Regions from separate parts of the Homo sapiens genome. Here region 2 is linked to region 1. The links are chromatin loops, found by intact Hi-C in ENCODE. Cell type or tissue: gastrocnemius medialis. All regions are shown on one strand. Links, peaks and the distances in the headings refer to the core of each region. The heading gives the core; the rest is flanking DNA.

What was found. A loop is a pair of places that touch in the nucleus more often than their neighbours do. Peaks named below come from ENCODE experiments on the same cell type or tissue, not always from the same donor. Only the 100,000 strongest peaks of a DNase experiment are listed, where the experiment ranks them.
Region 2: it touches region 1 in a loop (5-fold over the local background); 3 of 110 quality-filtered maps call a loop at or near these places.

The regions. Positions count from the first base shown.
Region 1 is chr1:10,721,759-10,729,213 of GRCh38, forward strand. The region is part of intron 2 of CASZ1 (castor zinc finger 1); the gene reads right to left. Among named protein-coding and RNA genes, the nearest start is that of CASZ1, 71 kb to the right of the region's middle. RefSeq lists enhancers at 5,826-6,623, 6,624-7,420. In gastrocnemius medialis, for the core only: no CTCF peak of the experiment used is centred there; DNase peaks (open chromatin) are centred at 2,493, 3,008, 3,493 and 4,773; H3K4me3 peaks cover 659 bases; H3K27ac peaks cover 2,500 bases.
Region 2 is chr1:10,662,082-10,669,536 of GRCh38, forward strand. CASZ1 (castor zinc finger 1) reads right to left here. Exons shown (of 21, transcript NM_001079843.3): 5 at 3,002-3,490. Among named protein-coding and RNA genes, the nearest start is that of CASZ1, 130 kb to the right of the region's middle. RefSeq lists enhancers at 2,331-3,079, 3,080-3,827. In gastrocnemius medialis, for the core only: no CTCF peak of the experiment used is centred there; DNase peaks (open chromatin) are centred at 3,115, 3,468, 3,990 and 4,497; H3K27ac peaks cover 2,500 bases.

The DNA of each region.
Region 1 (7,455 bases), core at 2,317-4,816:
GGGGAGGCCTCAGGCAGCTTCAGCCCAGCAAGTCTCTGGGTCGTGGTGGAGGCCAACTGCCTTTTTGCTGCCTGACCTGCCTGCTAGGAAGCAGAGGCGGGCCCATGCCGAGGGGAAGAAGAGGGGCCAGGGCAGCCTCTTCGGGTCCGCCCAGCTGCCACTCCCACCTGTCTCTTCCTGTGTTTCTCCTGCTGTATCTTTTACCTTGAGCACCTGTTGACAGAGGCCACCTAGGGAAACTGAGGCACAGCAGAGCATCTGCTCGTTAAGATGACACAGGCATCTATGGAAACGTTGGAACCAGGCATCCGCTGTGTCTGGGCAGACACCTGCGTCTTGGCCCCGCCCCTTCGCAACCTGCACTGAAGTGGGCCGTCAGCTGTCACAGCCACCGTCTCCCCTGAGCGGCTCAGGAGGCCATGAGGGCTCCTCAGAGGACCATGAGGCTTCCTTTACCCCATGGCTTTAGGGAGAACAGGCAGGAGAGTGAGTGTTGACGGGCACCCCATTCTCAAACGCCAAGGGGGAACTGGAGAGGAAACAACATGTTTTGCTGAAGACACTCAGTAAAGGATGAGAAGGTTCTGGTGCCACGCAGTTCCAAACTCAAGGCCAAGGGGCAGAAAAAGATTCCCTAAAGCAGCCTTCCGTCCCACACGGGCCAGCGAACAAGGGGAGCCTACAGGGCACGGACTTAGGGACCGAGTACCTTCGAGGGCAGATCTCTTTCCATTCAAGCTCGAACATTCTGGGTGCTCGGAGAAGGCTTCTTCTATCTTCCTATCACCTTCCCAGAACTCCTCCAAGTTTCCAAGGACACTGAAAACTGGGTGCTGGGAGCCCAAGTGGGCAAGGCCCACTCACAGGGGGGCAGCTAAGAGGCAGGTATCCAGTGAGCACCAATTCGGACTGGCCCAGGGCTCCATGTCTGCCCCCAGCAGAGCCGTGGTGGTGGCTGAAGGTGGTCCCATCTCACTCGACTTCCATTTCAAACATCCCTGTCTCCTGCCCCAGCCCAGCTGCCTCCCTCTGGCATTACTGCCACAGGCCTCTAGGAAGAGCTGGCGCCAGGGCTGCATGGGGCAGACACTCTCCCCCCCAAAAAGGCCTGCCCCCGCACCCCAGAAACAGGCCCAACAGGATGCCATCCGGGGGAGCTTGGAAGCCTTCCGGGAAGAGCACTGCCCTGGCACCAGTCCTGCGGGAAGGAGGTGAGCCGGGTCTGCCACTGTCTGCGCTCACCTGATGTGCGCCCACGGCAGCTGAGCACCAATGGGGTGTGCGTGGGTGCAGACGGGAGGTGCGCATCATGGCGCCAGGAGCCAGAGGAGGAAGGGCAAGTGGCTGGGAGTGGCAGCAGGCTGGCTGGTCACTGAACAGTGCCCTGGCTGTAAACCGGACGTGGGAAGGCCCCGCCTGCCAGTGTGGATGGTGGGTGGGTAGGGGGACAAGAGGAAGGGTTTCATCTGAACACCCAGCCAGAGGGGCCCACCTCCCCCTGGCCTGTCCATCACCACTGCACAGTGAGTGGGGGCAGGCCTTGCTTCTACTTCACTTGTGCCCATACCACAGTCACTCACAGATACAGCCTCCTAGGGGGCTCTGGGGTGTGGGGGCTCTCACTGTGCCATGATTTAGAGCCCCTTTAAAACCAACCCATCTGTGCATTAAAACCACCCATAAAACAGAGGAGCCACTGGCTGTGGCTCTGAGCAGTCTATTCAAGCCAGGCGCCAGCCTCTCACCTGCTGCCTCACCCCTGCCCCGGTGCCCAGCCTGGGGGCAGCACATGCCCTGTTGGACACGGCAAATTTGGGTGGGGTTAGGCCAGCTTCCTGGCACTGGGCAATGGGGTCCTGCGCTTTGCAGGTGCCTTTCTCATGGCTTAGAGGAAAGGACCCTCCAGGGCATCAAATCAGCAGCCCTGGCTGGAAGCTGCCCCCATCTCTGAATCTTCCTTGGCCCTGTCTCCCACTCTCTTTTCTCCATGGCCTGGGTCCTTCAGGACTAGATGCCCAGGAAGCTCATCCAGCGGTCACATTTCCCTCTAACTCCCCCTGCAACCTGGCTGCTCTCACGGTCAGCTTCAGTCCACCCGTCTCAGGTGGCCTCCCCAGTTCAGCACTGCCTGGGTCATGTGCCCCAGCCCCAGAGCCCACCTTCTCCTCTTCTTTGGGGGTTCTTCCCGAGTCCAAACCATGCCAGCAGGGGTTCAACCCTAAACTCACACCCAACCGCTAGCACCTGCCCCAGCCTCCCATATCACTTTGGATTCCTGGTGAGGACAAGTCCAGTTTTCCAAACCGACCTTGGAGCTCTTTGACCACAGCACACTTTGGGAGAAGGTGGAAGAGTCCTCCCCATCTTTGCCAAAAGAGGTGTCAGGCTAACGTTACACCAGCTTTAAAAATACCCCAGCACACGATCCACAGGGTGAGAGCAAAGGCCACGTGGTCAGAGCCGGGCTATAAATAGCCAGCAAATCATTTCCCAGAGCCACGGCCCCCTCCCCAGCACCAAGAACCTTTCTGAGGAAATCAAAGTGAACGCAACTGTTACCAAGTCACTACTAAAATATTTACCAGCCTGGCGAAGTGCCGAAGGTGCTTGGCACCGAGTGTTTGCTTATTTACAAGGCTGTTTTAAAGGGTAGAAAGCAAAATAAGGTAACCTGAGCTATTAAACCCGGGGGCCAGGTGGTACCTACCAGCTGTCAGCCACCCCAGGCATGTCGGGAGCTAGAACAGTCCTGGTGGAGATTCCCTTGAAATGGGTCAGGAAAGCAGAGAGAGGCTTTGGAGCCCAGGAATCACCTAGCCCTCAGGGGTAGGGGCTCAGGGAGTGGGAGCAGAGAGTGTTAGAGGTTAGAGAAGCACTTCTCCCCCAGCCAAAGCAAGCAGGGCCTAGCACGAGCTCCAAGGTTGCCCCTGGTCTTCGCTCAGAGGGGCACCCCAAGGGCACTGCCCAGCCAGAGGCAGGGGCAAGGGCCCTGGGAGGGAGAGGCAAGGCGGGGAAGAGGAGGCAGAGGAAGGCAGGTGGGGGGCTGGCTGGGAGCCTCGGAGGATGACATAAGGGGGACACAGCCAACCTGGGGAAGAGAAGGTGCTCAACTTCTCTCTTTCTCCTCTTTCTCTGAAGTTTCCTTGTGGTTTGAATTTAATTTTGATTTTCTCAACTTCAGCAGATTGAAGTTGAAATAACCTACAAATTACTTAATGTGTTGTAAATCTGGGGGAATTCAGGAGTAATTGGGACCACATGTTGGCCGGGAGGGAGCCCACAGAGGACGGAGGGAAGCAGCCCTCGCAGACGTGCAGGTGGCTGTTCTTCCCTGGAGGGAGGGGGCTTGGGCTCCCCTCGGTGGGGGTAGGATTCCCTAGTTGGCCAGGGAGCCCTGGATGGATACGGCGAGAACGTGTTAAGACCAAGGAGTGACCATGTCACTGCCCAGGGCAGCCCGGTGACCGTGGACACAGGGCGGCCAAGTAGGCTGGGTGCCAGGCGTCTGCCAGGCCCCTCCACCGTGCCAATGCCAACACCGTGGCCGCCTCCCGCTGCATGCGTGTGGCTGTCAGCTGAGCTCCCCTCCCGCCCTCCCTCTCCGGCAGGCTCCTCTCAAGTACTGAGCCATATGGTTCCAGTTAAGCTCCATATTTTTCCTTGTCGATTGAAGAGACACACTTTCCTCTTTGCCAGACAGTTTGCAGATTGCTCTGTTGGCTCAATTTCTTATTGGATTTCTCAAAAAACCTGACATTTTAAATTAATTTACAGCCACAACAAAAAGAGTTCAGAATTTTAATGGTGTTGTAAGTAATTTTTAGGTAATCCACTCCAGATTTTGATATTAACCTTTGAAACTGGAGTTCATTCAGCTACCATGTTACAATCCAGTCACACTCCAGGCCTGGGGGAGGCCAGGCTTGGGGAGGAGGTGGAAGCCAGGTTCTGGAAAGCCCTTTTTTTTTTTTTACTAGGAGACCCCAGAGAGGATGATCCTGGGGAACCCTGGACAGGTGAGTGACAAGACAGCGGCAGTGGGGTGGGGAGGGAATGGCAAGGGGGGCCTGAAGACAGCAGGGCAGGTGTAAGAGAGTCATTGAGGGGGCCAGAGGGCCTGCCGAATGTTCTAGAAGGATGGGCCGGACTTAGGAGGGGGCAGCATCCTCAGGATCCCTTAGTAGCAAGAGCAGGGTGAGGCTCCACCTCAGTGCACTAGGAAATAATGGTAATAGCAATAATAATGACAGCTAGCATTTGCTGAGCAGTCACTATCTGTCAGGGGCTGTACCATCTCATTGATGCCTCCAACCACCTATGGGGCAGGGCCTATACTATCACCACCACCACTACTACCAGTACTACTACTACTGCTGCTACTACCACCAGCATGACCATTAATTGTTAGTGTTTATGGAGGGCTGACCGCGTCCCAGGCAGAGTGAAGTCGGTTTTATAAACCACCTCATTAAACAGCAACAGAAACCCTGTAGGAGACACCACTGTTCATGCCCTCATTTACGGAGGAGGAAATGAGGCTTGGGGAGGTGAAACCGGGTCTCCCCAGCTTGGGGCTACTGACCAACAGCCACGCTCTGGGATGCCGCCATCCTCAGCCTACTCCGTATCTCCTTTCAGAAGATGCTATGAAATACTCATGGCCATCACAGTCCTCCTGGCTGGAGCCGGAGGGAGGAGGAGGGCGGTGTAGTCCTCCAGGCTGGCCAGGCTGGGGCCGGTGGAGGATGCCACCTTTTCCTCGTGCCGCCTCAGGCCAAGCTGAAGGCTGCATGCCAATCCGGCCAGAGGAAACACCGGGCACGGGGAATGGAGCCCTCGCCAGCGTCTTTACTAGGCCCTGGCGCTGTGCGGCCCCTGCCTGGGTGCGGTGCCAGCTCACTACACCAGCAGATCGTTAGCATTCCTTTCCTGCAGGAGCTGCCCAGGGCACCCAGGAAAGGAGACATGAAGATGAGGCCCAGCCAAGGCCGCTCTGGTCCCTGGGGGGTCCTTGCTGCAGCAATCACCCAGGCCCTGAAGAGAGGCCAGGGAGAGGCTAGCATGGGGGTGTTCAGAGGCCCAGGGGGTCTTCCCTGGCCTGCTCCGTGTCCTGGGGGAAATGGTTCAGGGAATGAATCAGCACCTGCCAAACCCACTGAGGTGTCAGGTAAATAGCACCATGTGGGGCTTCCTGGCCAGTTTCTCTATCACGAAAGCCAGGACGGAGGGGAGGGAGACCGGGAGAGGTGACTGGCAAGGTTTTCACTTTACCCACTCTGGAAGAGAACACAGCCTGTGAGTGAGGAGGACTGAAACGAAGGCAGAGGGGGAGCCATGGGCGCCAATGTCAAGCCCAGCCCACCAGGGAGGGTGGCATGGAAACAGCCTGGAGAAGGAAGAGGGAAAAGGGAGAGGTGGCCAGGGGTAGGGAGAGGCCCGCGACCGTCCCAGGCCTGTGGGAAGCTGGGAGACCAGGGCGTCTTGCAGGCAGGGGCTGCAGAGCCATAAGGCACCTGCTGTTTGAGCCCAGCCCCAGCCCCCACTCCAGGTCATCGGCCATCCAGCTCTTCATTCACAACTCTCCATGTGTGCTATTCTGGGTACCAGGTTTGCACAAGGCCTTTTAAGTCCAGAAAAGAAAAAAAAAAACAACCCAGCCTCCCAGAAGCTCACAAACACCCCAGCTCCTTGAACCCCCGGGCCCAGGGGATTCAGCACAGCCCAACAGTGCCCCAGTGCCCACCCTCTGAAAGTTGGGAAGCTTTTACGGTTCTGTCCTGAAGGACTCTCTTCCTTGGTCCCCATAGCCCCCAAGCCAGGTTCCTAGACTCCAAGAATGAGAAAACCCCTTTCCCAAGGTGCCAGGAGTTACAATAGGAACTTCTGCCTTCCCACCATGTCCAGGAAGAAAAAGTGTCTGCACCCTAGGGTTCAGGGTGCTAGGAAGCAAAAGTGGAGCTGAGAAGCTGGCCTTCACCTCGTTCCTGATCAGAGGCTGAGGAAGGCCAGGCAGCAGCTGCCAGGGCTGCCCTCAGCCCTTGCCCAGACTGTGCCGACCTGGGAACCTGTGGAGCCCCTGGCTAGTGGCCAGACAGCATGTATGAGTGTTGGGGGTGAGCTGGGGGGAGAACTCAGGCTTGCCATGCCCCGGCACCATGCCAACACGTGGAAGGTTGAACTAACCCCGGGCGCGATGCCACGTGCCCAGAAACTGGGCATCTGCTGGCACAGCAGCACGTGAAGAACGAGGGGTCCTACCACCGCCTATGCTCCGGGCTCCCCGTCAACACATCGCGGTGGTAGGTCTGCTCCTTCCCCACATGGCACTGGGTATGGGGCCTTCCAGTGTCCCCTTGGCACCATGCCTGCCACATACTGTGGGCTATCCCCATTGGCACCAGGCCGCACACGGGAGGACTCAGACACCCTGCTGGACTCTAGCCAAGCTCTGAATGGCTCTTCCCACTGGCCTGAGGCCATCAACTGGGCACCTCTGGGTTTGGGCCCCTGGGACCATCCATTTACTCTAAGGGCCCATGGGACCACCCTCCCGCCCCCTCTGTGCCCACAGACAACCACGCACCATCATTTTATGGACCACGGGAAAAGGTCAGAAGCTTTTGTAAAACTAGGTGCAATGTGCAAACTATCTAAAAATGAAAATGAACGTCCTTCCCCTCCGGTCACCAGGACAATCCTGTCCCACTGGTTAAATTTTCATTTGTGTTCCAATCGAGGGCGCAAACCCCAGAAACTTTCTGAATTGTTTCTCTCCCCAGCTGTCTACTGGCCTCTTGCTCTCTTTCCAACTCTTTCTTTCTTGGCTTCTTTTTTTAATTATTATTATTTTATTTTTTATTTCCCCCTCTTGGTCAGGTTAAAGCGCTCCTGAGGGGTGATTGACGGGGGTTGCCATGGAGACCCCGGCTTGAAAAAAAGCCTCGTTAGTTGCCAACTCTGTGTGTTGTTGTTTTACAACTGTGACCGACCGTCACATGAGAGGGGGGACAGCTGGGGGCCGGGCTGCACAAAGGGGAATGGCTTTTTAATGGAGTGCCTGGCCGGCGCTTGAAGACTCAATAAAGAGTTGCTGGTGAGTCCCCTCGCTGGGCCGGGCCCAGCACACGGGGGCCGCAGGCCCTTTGTTCCACAGGAGCTGGGATGGGAAAGTTGGGAAAACCAGCCCCTGAGAGGTGAAAACAAGAGGCCTTCCCCCCCCACTCTCCGGACAGCTATTTTCTGTCACTCTCACGGTGCCCGGACCGAGGGGACAAAACCCTGTCTTGGACAGGCTGCCATGCTGGGGGAGGCGGTTGGGAGGCAGCTGGGGGAAGGGGAGTGGGGAGGAGAGGGAAGGGGTGGGGAGGAGGGGGCGGCCGGCCTGCGGCTCCTGCCCCCCAGGCCCTCGGCGTTGAAGGCAGGTGGCCAATGGGAAACTAGGCCGCTGCAGGGCGG
Region 2 (7,455 bases), core at 2,515-5,014, 59 kb before region 1:
CACACCCTACACAGTTACATGCACACAATGACATACAACGCACACATGCATTCGCATACACTCACACACCTACACACAGTCACAACACACACATGCATTCTCATACACTCTCATATCCCCACGCACAGTCACATGCAATCACATAAAACACACACATACATTGACACCCACCCACCCCCACACACAGTCACATGCTCACAATCACATACAACACACACATACATTGACACCCACCCACCCCCACACACAGTCACATGCTCACAATCACATACAACACACATGTGCATTCTCATACTTTCACACCCACACACCCAATCACGTGCATACAATCACATACAATACACACATGCCTTATTACACACTCTCACCCGCACATACGCACAGTCATATGCACACACATGCCATCACATACATAAACCCACACACGGTCACATGCACACAGTCACACACAACACACATGCAATCACACACACTCTACACACCCAGTCATGTGCTCACAATCACACACACAATCACACACACTCTCACATACATCCAGACACGCAGTCACATAAAACTCATATACTTGCTCACCCCCACACAGTCACATGCAGACTCTCACATAAAACACACATACCCAGACACAACACACACACTCATACAGACTCACAGACACCACACACTCACACACCTCACAGACTCTTGCGCTCACACTCGGGCTCACCAGCTCCCATCCCTAGCCGCCTTCCTGCCTCTGCAGACATACAGGTACACAACCCCCTGAACCCCTGCCCTGGGTCTCTCGGAATGAGGGAGAAGGCGGTCAGTCCCAGGCTAATTCTGAGCTGTTCTTGCGGACCCACCTCTTCCGCACATGCCCCACCCCATGGCCGAGCCGTGACCCCAGTGCACACGCACACCTGCCCCTTCACTGCCCGTGTGCTACATGCCTCCCGTGTGCCATGCCCTGCATCAGGGTTAGGTGCACCCGCGAGACTGAGACCTGCACGGCCCCCGGGGACACCATGTTCTCTCTGCTCATGTGCAAGCCAGCCACGTGGGCACACTTGGGGCGGCAGGACCCCAGGCTGACTACACAGCCAAGGGAAGGCGTGGCTGGGGGGTCTCCTCCCAGGCGAACCTGCCAGGTCTGGGATCCTCAGAGACACCTGGGATGGGGGTCTAGAGGGGCAGGACTGGGCCTGGGGAGGGGAGGACACCTGGCGGGATGTGGAAGGAGAGGCTGTGGGCTCCGGGGAGGGCCTGGGACCCGGCTAGGGGAGGAGAGGACAGTCACAGGCAGCCACCTGGCACCCAGGGTGCACAGAGGGACTCAAGAAACCAAAAGACAGCTGTTCCCCTGGGGCGGGGCTGGCGGGTCAGCCGCTGTCCTGACCTCAAGCTACACAGGGTTGGGGGGCCCAGCTAGGGAGGAGTGGGCTCTGGCTGCTGGATTCAGTGGCTCAGGGACCAGGGAAAGGGGCTAAAAATAGCTGGAGGCAGCTGAGCCCTCGCTATATATGGCAGAGAAACAGGCTTCGAAGGGCAGGCAGCTTGCACAGGGAGGGGACCAGGCAGGGGTCCCTGAGGGGGCCCACAGGCCTGCATGGCCGAGCCCAGGGCCCAGAGAAGGTGGCTTGGGGGCCGAGCCCACAGAGGCAGCCAAGGCTCCGCTGTCTGTGTCCTCCAGCGCTCAGCGCTGAGTAGGCAGTCCCAGTGTCGGGCTGAGGGGGCGAGGCCTGGATCCCTGAGGCCATTGGCAGTTCCAGGCCCGCCTCTGCCAGCCCCGCTCTCCACTCCTCTGGGGGAAGGAGGCAGGGGCTGAGGCCCACTCCGCTCCCCGTCAGCTGCGGGCAGAGCTGGCCTGGGTGGGGGTGTGGAGGGGACGGTGGCCCTTGTCGCGTTCCTCTCCTCTCCTCTCCTCAGGCCCAGCACAATCACCTTGTGTCTGGCAACGGCAAGGGCTTTTCCTATCAGAGGAAACTGAAGGTCACACTTTTCCTCATTGATCTCGCAATGTTTGTTAATTACTCTGTCACTGATGTGGCGAAGGATAATTAAACAGCTCTGTTTATATCTTACATGCATAATTATGTGGCTGCGCAGGGCTCCCCGCACGGGGAGGAGATGCACCCCTTGCTGCAGGGGAAGGGCTAGGGGAGCGGGCAGGGGAGGCGCAGGGCACCGGGCACAAGGCTGGGAAGGAGGCCGGGGGCAGAGAGAAGGCCCAGACCTGGGGGCTGTGGTCCTGGCGACCCCCTTGCCTGCTGGAACCCCCGGCCCACCCTCCCCTGAGCAGAAGGCGCGCAGGGCTGCTCTCGATCCCCAGGACATGGACATGGAGACACCAGCAGAGCAGGGCCTCAGTGCCTCGTGGGAGAGAGGTCAGCCAGGGGACCGTGGCCGGGGCAGCTGGCTGTAAGAGGATACGCTGGCCGGGCTGGCAATCCATGTGGCCCTGAGACGTCCTGCTGGGAGGGCCAGGGACAGCGGTGTAGGGAAGGAAGAGGAGGCCAAGGGGAGTGGCAGGAGAACAAAGCTTGTCCTGGGCTCCTCCGAGAAAGCTCCGTAAGTAGCAGAATGTGCAGACAGCAGGCTCACAGGCTCATGCCGTTGACCGCTGCGCCCCTCTTGTGCCAGGTACTGTGCCCGGTAAGCTCAGGCCTCACAGGTGTGTGTAAAGAGTCACCTGCCCACCATCTGTCCAGCCATCTATCCCATCCGTCTGTCTATCCACCCACCCGTCTATCCCTCCCTCCCTCCCTCCCCACCTGTCCACCCCTCTGCCTGTGGTTTCTTGAAGACCCACTGTGTGTGGGGCAGCTGCAGCCCTTCCCTTCTCACCTGGGGTGCCCCTCCCCGTCCTAGTCTCTCCCACTCCAGGAGCCCTCCCTGGGTGGGATGAGGGGCCGGTATTTAGAGCAGGAGTGAGGAGTCGGGTGTGCTTACCAGACACACTGCCCCTTCCCCACTGGCCTCCCTGTCCTGGCCTTCAGCCTCCCTTCGAAGGCCAGGCACCCACCTGAAGCCTGCCTGGTGCTGGGGCCGCTGTCCTCCTTGGAGGCTGCCCCGTCCGAATCCTTCTCCTCCAGGGCACCGCCGTCCTTGGAGGGCTCCTCCGCGTGGTCTTCCTCATCGCTGCACCCCTGGGGCTGCACCATGTAGACACCCTCGGGAGGCAGCTCCAGGCCCTCGCGGGCAATCCGCCCCAACACGGGTGTGGGTGCCGGCTCCTCGCTGTACTCCCCGTTCACCCACTTCTCGATCACTGCCCGTCTCTTGTCTTCCTCGCTGCGGGGGGCCCGGGCTGCCCCAGACTCAGGGCCACTGCGCTCTTGGTCCCGGGGCTGCGATGGGCTGCCCTCCGTGTGGGAGCCGGCGTCAGCTCGCTTCTCCACCACCACCTGGCGGCTCAGCTTGGCGCAGATGGCGTTCAGCTTCAGGCCACCCTTGCGTTTGGGCGCCATGGCGGGCTTGCCTGCAGGCGGGTCCGTGCACCGGGTGCCCTCAGCTGCAGGGATGGAGGAGAGCACGGAGGTCAGAGGCGTGCAAGGCCAAGAACAACCCACCCTCCCGAACAGCCCTGCATCCCCCAAGCTGCAGGCCTCCCCCATTGACCACAGTGCCATCAAACTGCCCTGAGACTGCCTGGCATGTGTCTATCTCCCCCACTAGTCTATGAGCTCCGTGGCCATGCTTGAGAATCACTCTACTTTCTGAGCCTGGCAGGGTGCCTGGCACAGAGTAGGTAGTTCAAGAACTAGTCTGTAAATGAACAAATGAATGAATGAATGCCTCTTCAACTACAAGGGGCGCCCAGGTCCTGGAGGCATTTCCTAGGCTTGCTGGGCCCTGGGAGGGGGTGTGCCCTTTGACACACAAGGAAACTGAGGCCCAGGGAGGTTAAGGAGCCGGCTATGCGGTCAGGCTGTCAAGGGACAGCGTGGCATTCCTGGCAGCTTGTTCCGCTTGGGAGCGTCCTGCCTTACCACACGTTCCTGGGGAGGAGTCACAGAGAGCCAGGGACCAGCTTGTGCCAGCCTCTTGCCTCACTGTCCCGGCAGCACTTGGCTGGCACCCTCCCACCCGAGCACGTCAGCCCCTGGCGGCTCCTCTGCCAGGCCAGGTCCCTGGGCCCTACCTGACTCCAACCCTGCTCAGCAGAGAGCAGAGATCTCCTTTTCTCCCAGCCACTCAGGACCCTCCCGAAGGCCTCCGTGTTCCTCAGTCTCCTCCCTGCCTCAGGGTCTTCTCCAGCCCTTGCCAGCCCCCTCTTGGCCTCTCTGTCCATTTCCTGTTGCCACTCCCTTCCCCAAGCCTCAGTCAGAGCCATCCAAGTGGAGTTCCTCATGGCACTTCCTAGGGCCACTTGTCCCTATCCTAGGACCTTGCTCCCCAGCCTCGGCCAGCCTCTGCAGCCCCGGAAGGCCTGGCCAGCCCACTTCCCAGCCCCCAGGAGCTCCAGCAGGTGCAGGGTGGGATCGCTTAGGTCCCTCACGGAACGCCCCGAAGCGCCGGTCACAGCACCTAATCCCCGAATGTGACAGCCCGACACACACAGCCGGAAGGAAGCCCTCATGAGGCGACTTGAGAGCCAGCGACCTCCCTCGCGGCCGCATAGCCCAAACTCTGTCCCTGATAGGGCACCGAGGGTCCTGGGGGGGCATACGGCAAGCCCACCCACCACACAGCCTGGGACCTGCCACAAAGGCTGGCGAGGGTGGACACACACACACGCACACACACGCGTGCACACACAGCGCAGCCACATGGAACTGTCTGTCTGTCCGTCCATTTAGTGAGCTCCTTCTGTGGGCCAGACCCTGTGGTGGGGCTTGGGGACAGCGCAGTGGCCACAGCAGCAGGGGCTCGGCTCACACTCACTGTGTACAAAACAAAATGTGCCTCTCCATGGCCCTCACGGGAGGAATGGGCGTGTCAGAGTCTCCACATAGGCGGGAAGGCTGAGGGCAGGGCCCCCCGGCTCCATGGTCAGAAGGGGCTTCACTCTAATGATCACCCCCTGCCAACTTTCCACATGCCAGGAAACCCGATGAGAGGCCTACCCAGGCGGGAATGGCAATACCTGGGTCCACCCAGGGGCCGCATCCCTGAGGTGGACTTGACTCATACGCACAGATAACCGTCCCCTGATAGACACAGTGCCTGGCCGTCCCAGCCAGATCCTTCCCTTGTAGCCAGTGGCCAGTACGGATGGCTCACTTGGCCCAGACGAGACAGGGTGACTCTAGCCCAGCCAGGCCCACTGCCAGAGAAGGGTCTTCTCAGCCCACTCCCAGGCCTTCCAGTCCTGTGACCCTGGCTTCAGGGCCTTAGACACTTGCCCAAGCCGATGCCCACTCTACCCAGGTTCGTCCACATCTCCAAGTCTGTGCCACCCACACCCAAGACCCCAAGCACGATGCGGGGCCCCTCTCGAAGTTCTGAGACGGGGCCTCCTCTTCACAGCATCCCACTCGACCTCGGAGCTGCCCAGCAGGTTCTGTGACGCCGGGTGTCCTCCAACAGGCCTCCGGGGAAGCGGGCCTCACCTGGTCCCCTCATCCCTTGCCCTGGATGGGGAAGGGAAGGGGGGAGTGGGGGAGCCTGCACTATTTTTACCAGGAGGTAAGCAGCCAAGTGTGGATGGCAGACAGCAAATGAATCTGTAAATATTTATCCTAAGGAAGAGGGAAGCAGAAGCTCCCAGGGCCGCACTTGCTGCTGGTGACGCCCCCTCCCCGGGCCCCCACCCATCCTGGAGCCTCCCCGCACTTTGGCCCACCCAGCCCAGCCCACCTTCTCCCCATCTCGGCTGTGTGCCTGGCTCAGTCCCTGCCCGGGCCCCCACCAGCTGCGGTGCAGCTGTGTACCCAGGACCCGCCCCCAGCCCCAGGCCCCTTTGCTCCTGCCGACTCCCCCGGCACCTGCCCTCCAGCTGCCGCGCTGCCCCAGCCCACCTGCCTTCCAGATGCTGCCCTCCCTCTCCCTCTCTTGCTGGTCCCAGGGGTGGAGGTGGGAGGCGTGTGGGCCGGGGACACAGGGGCAGGAGGCAGAGGTAGGGCTTAGGTTTGTAAGTGCGAGCGCGTGTGAGGCTGGGCGGCGGGAACAGGGGTGCGTTGGAGCTGAGGTCTAAGCTTTCCGCCGCCTTCCGGCCCAGGGCCCTGGGATCCATAGACGATCCGCCCCCCACCCCGCTGTGGTCTGACCCCAGACTCCTGTCCATGTAAACATTCCTCTGACTTTCTTCCCTAAAATATAAACGCCGTGGCCAGGCCTCAATGGAAGGAAGCCATCCGTCCCCGGCCCTGTCACTGCCCCTTTCATCTCCTTCCCGCCACCAGCCTGCCCGCTGCTCTATTTACACTGGACACTTCCTCTGGGAACAATACTGCCCAGGAGGCAGGCTTGGGCCAGAGGGTGGGAAGGCGAGGGGACTCCTGCTCTGCTTCCCCAGAGACGGGAGAGGCGAGGGGAGGGGCTGCCGAGGTGGGCTGGGCCGGGGCCTGGGACCCACACACAGTCAGAGCCCACTCTCTGCTGGTGGCGGTGCTCTTGGCCTCCAGCCTCTGGCCCCACGGGCTCTGGCGCAGCACCAGGGTATGGCCTAGCCTCTGGGGTCAGGGAGTTGGGAGCTCACGGCGGAGCTCTGCCCTGCGCTAGCTCTGGCCCTGGGCAAGATTTTTCCCTGTAGAAAGGCGGCCAGGCTGTTAGGTGAGAGAGGGCACCTGTCTGTGCCAAGCACAGGGCCTAGCAGGGATGAACCTGGGAAAAAGCAGCTGAGCCCTGGGAGGGCCACCAGGCAGATGTGGTGCCACACGTGAGCTTGAGATTCCAAGGCTGAGAAACCTTACCTGGCCTGGAAGAGGCAGGGGACAGAGAAGAGGCCAGAGGTCTGGGGCAGGGGCGGGCTGGCCTCTCAGCCCCTCCTCGGATTCCTAGGTTCGGGACCTTCCCTCTCAGGGCGCCACGAGCAGCAGGTCTCCCCGCAGGTCTCTGAGCTGAGGAGACCCTGCACAGGGTTGGGGAAAACGGGCATGGACTGGACCGTCCACCTTTCCGGGCACTAAGGCATGACTTGTAACGGCCCAGCGGAGCCGGCACTGTCATTGTCCCATTTCATAGAGGAGGAGGCTGTAGACACTCCAGAGCCCAAGCTCACCCTGGCCAGGAGCTCCCGAAGGCTGGGACTTGGCCCCATCCCCATTAGGGCCCCTAAGCCGGCCCTAGGAAATCCCAGGCCTCTCTGCGGGGACTCCTTCCCCTGCCCCGTCCCCTCCTCACCCTCGCTTCCTGTTCCCATAACACGGAGCCCCTTAAAGTGTTAACTGCGATGGGTAAAATGGTGCAGCAGATTGCTACAATAAATAATTTACTGATATTTATAAATATTCAAATCAGCCGGCTTCAGAAATCAAATGAAGGGAGGGCCTCGGGAGAAGGCCCCGTTATGGCATGAATCTCATCACCCCCTCC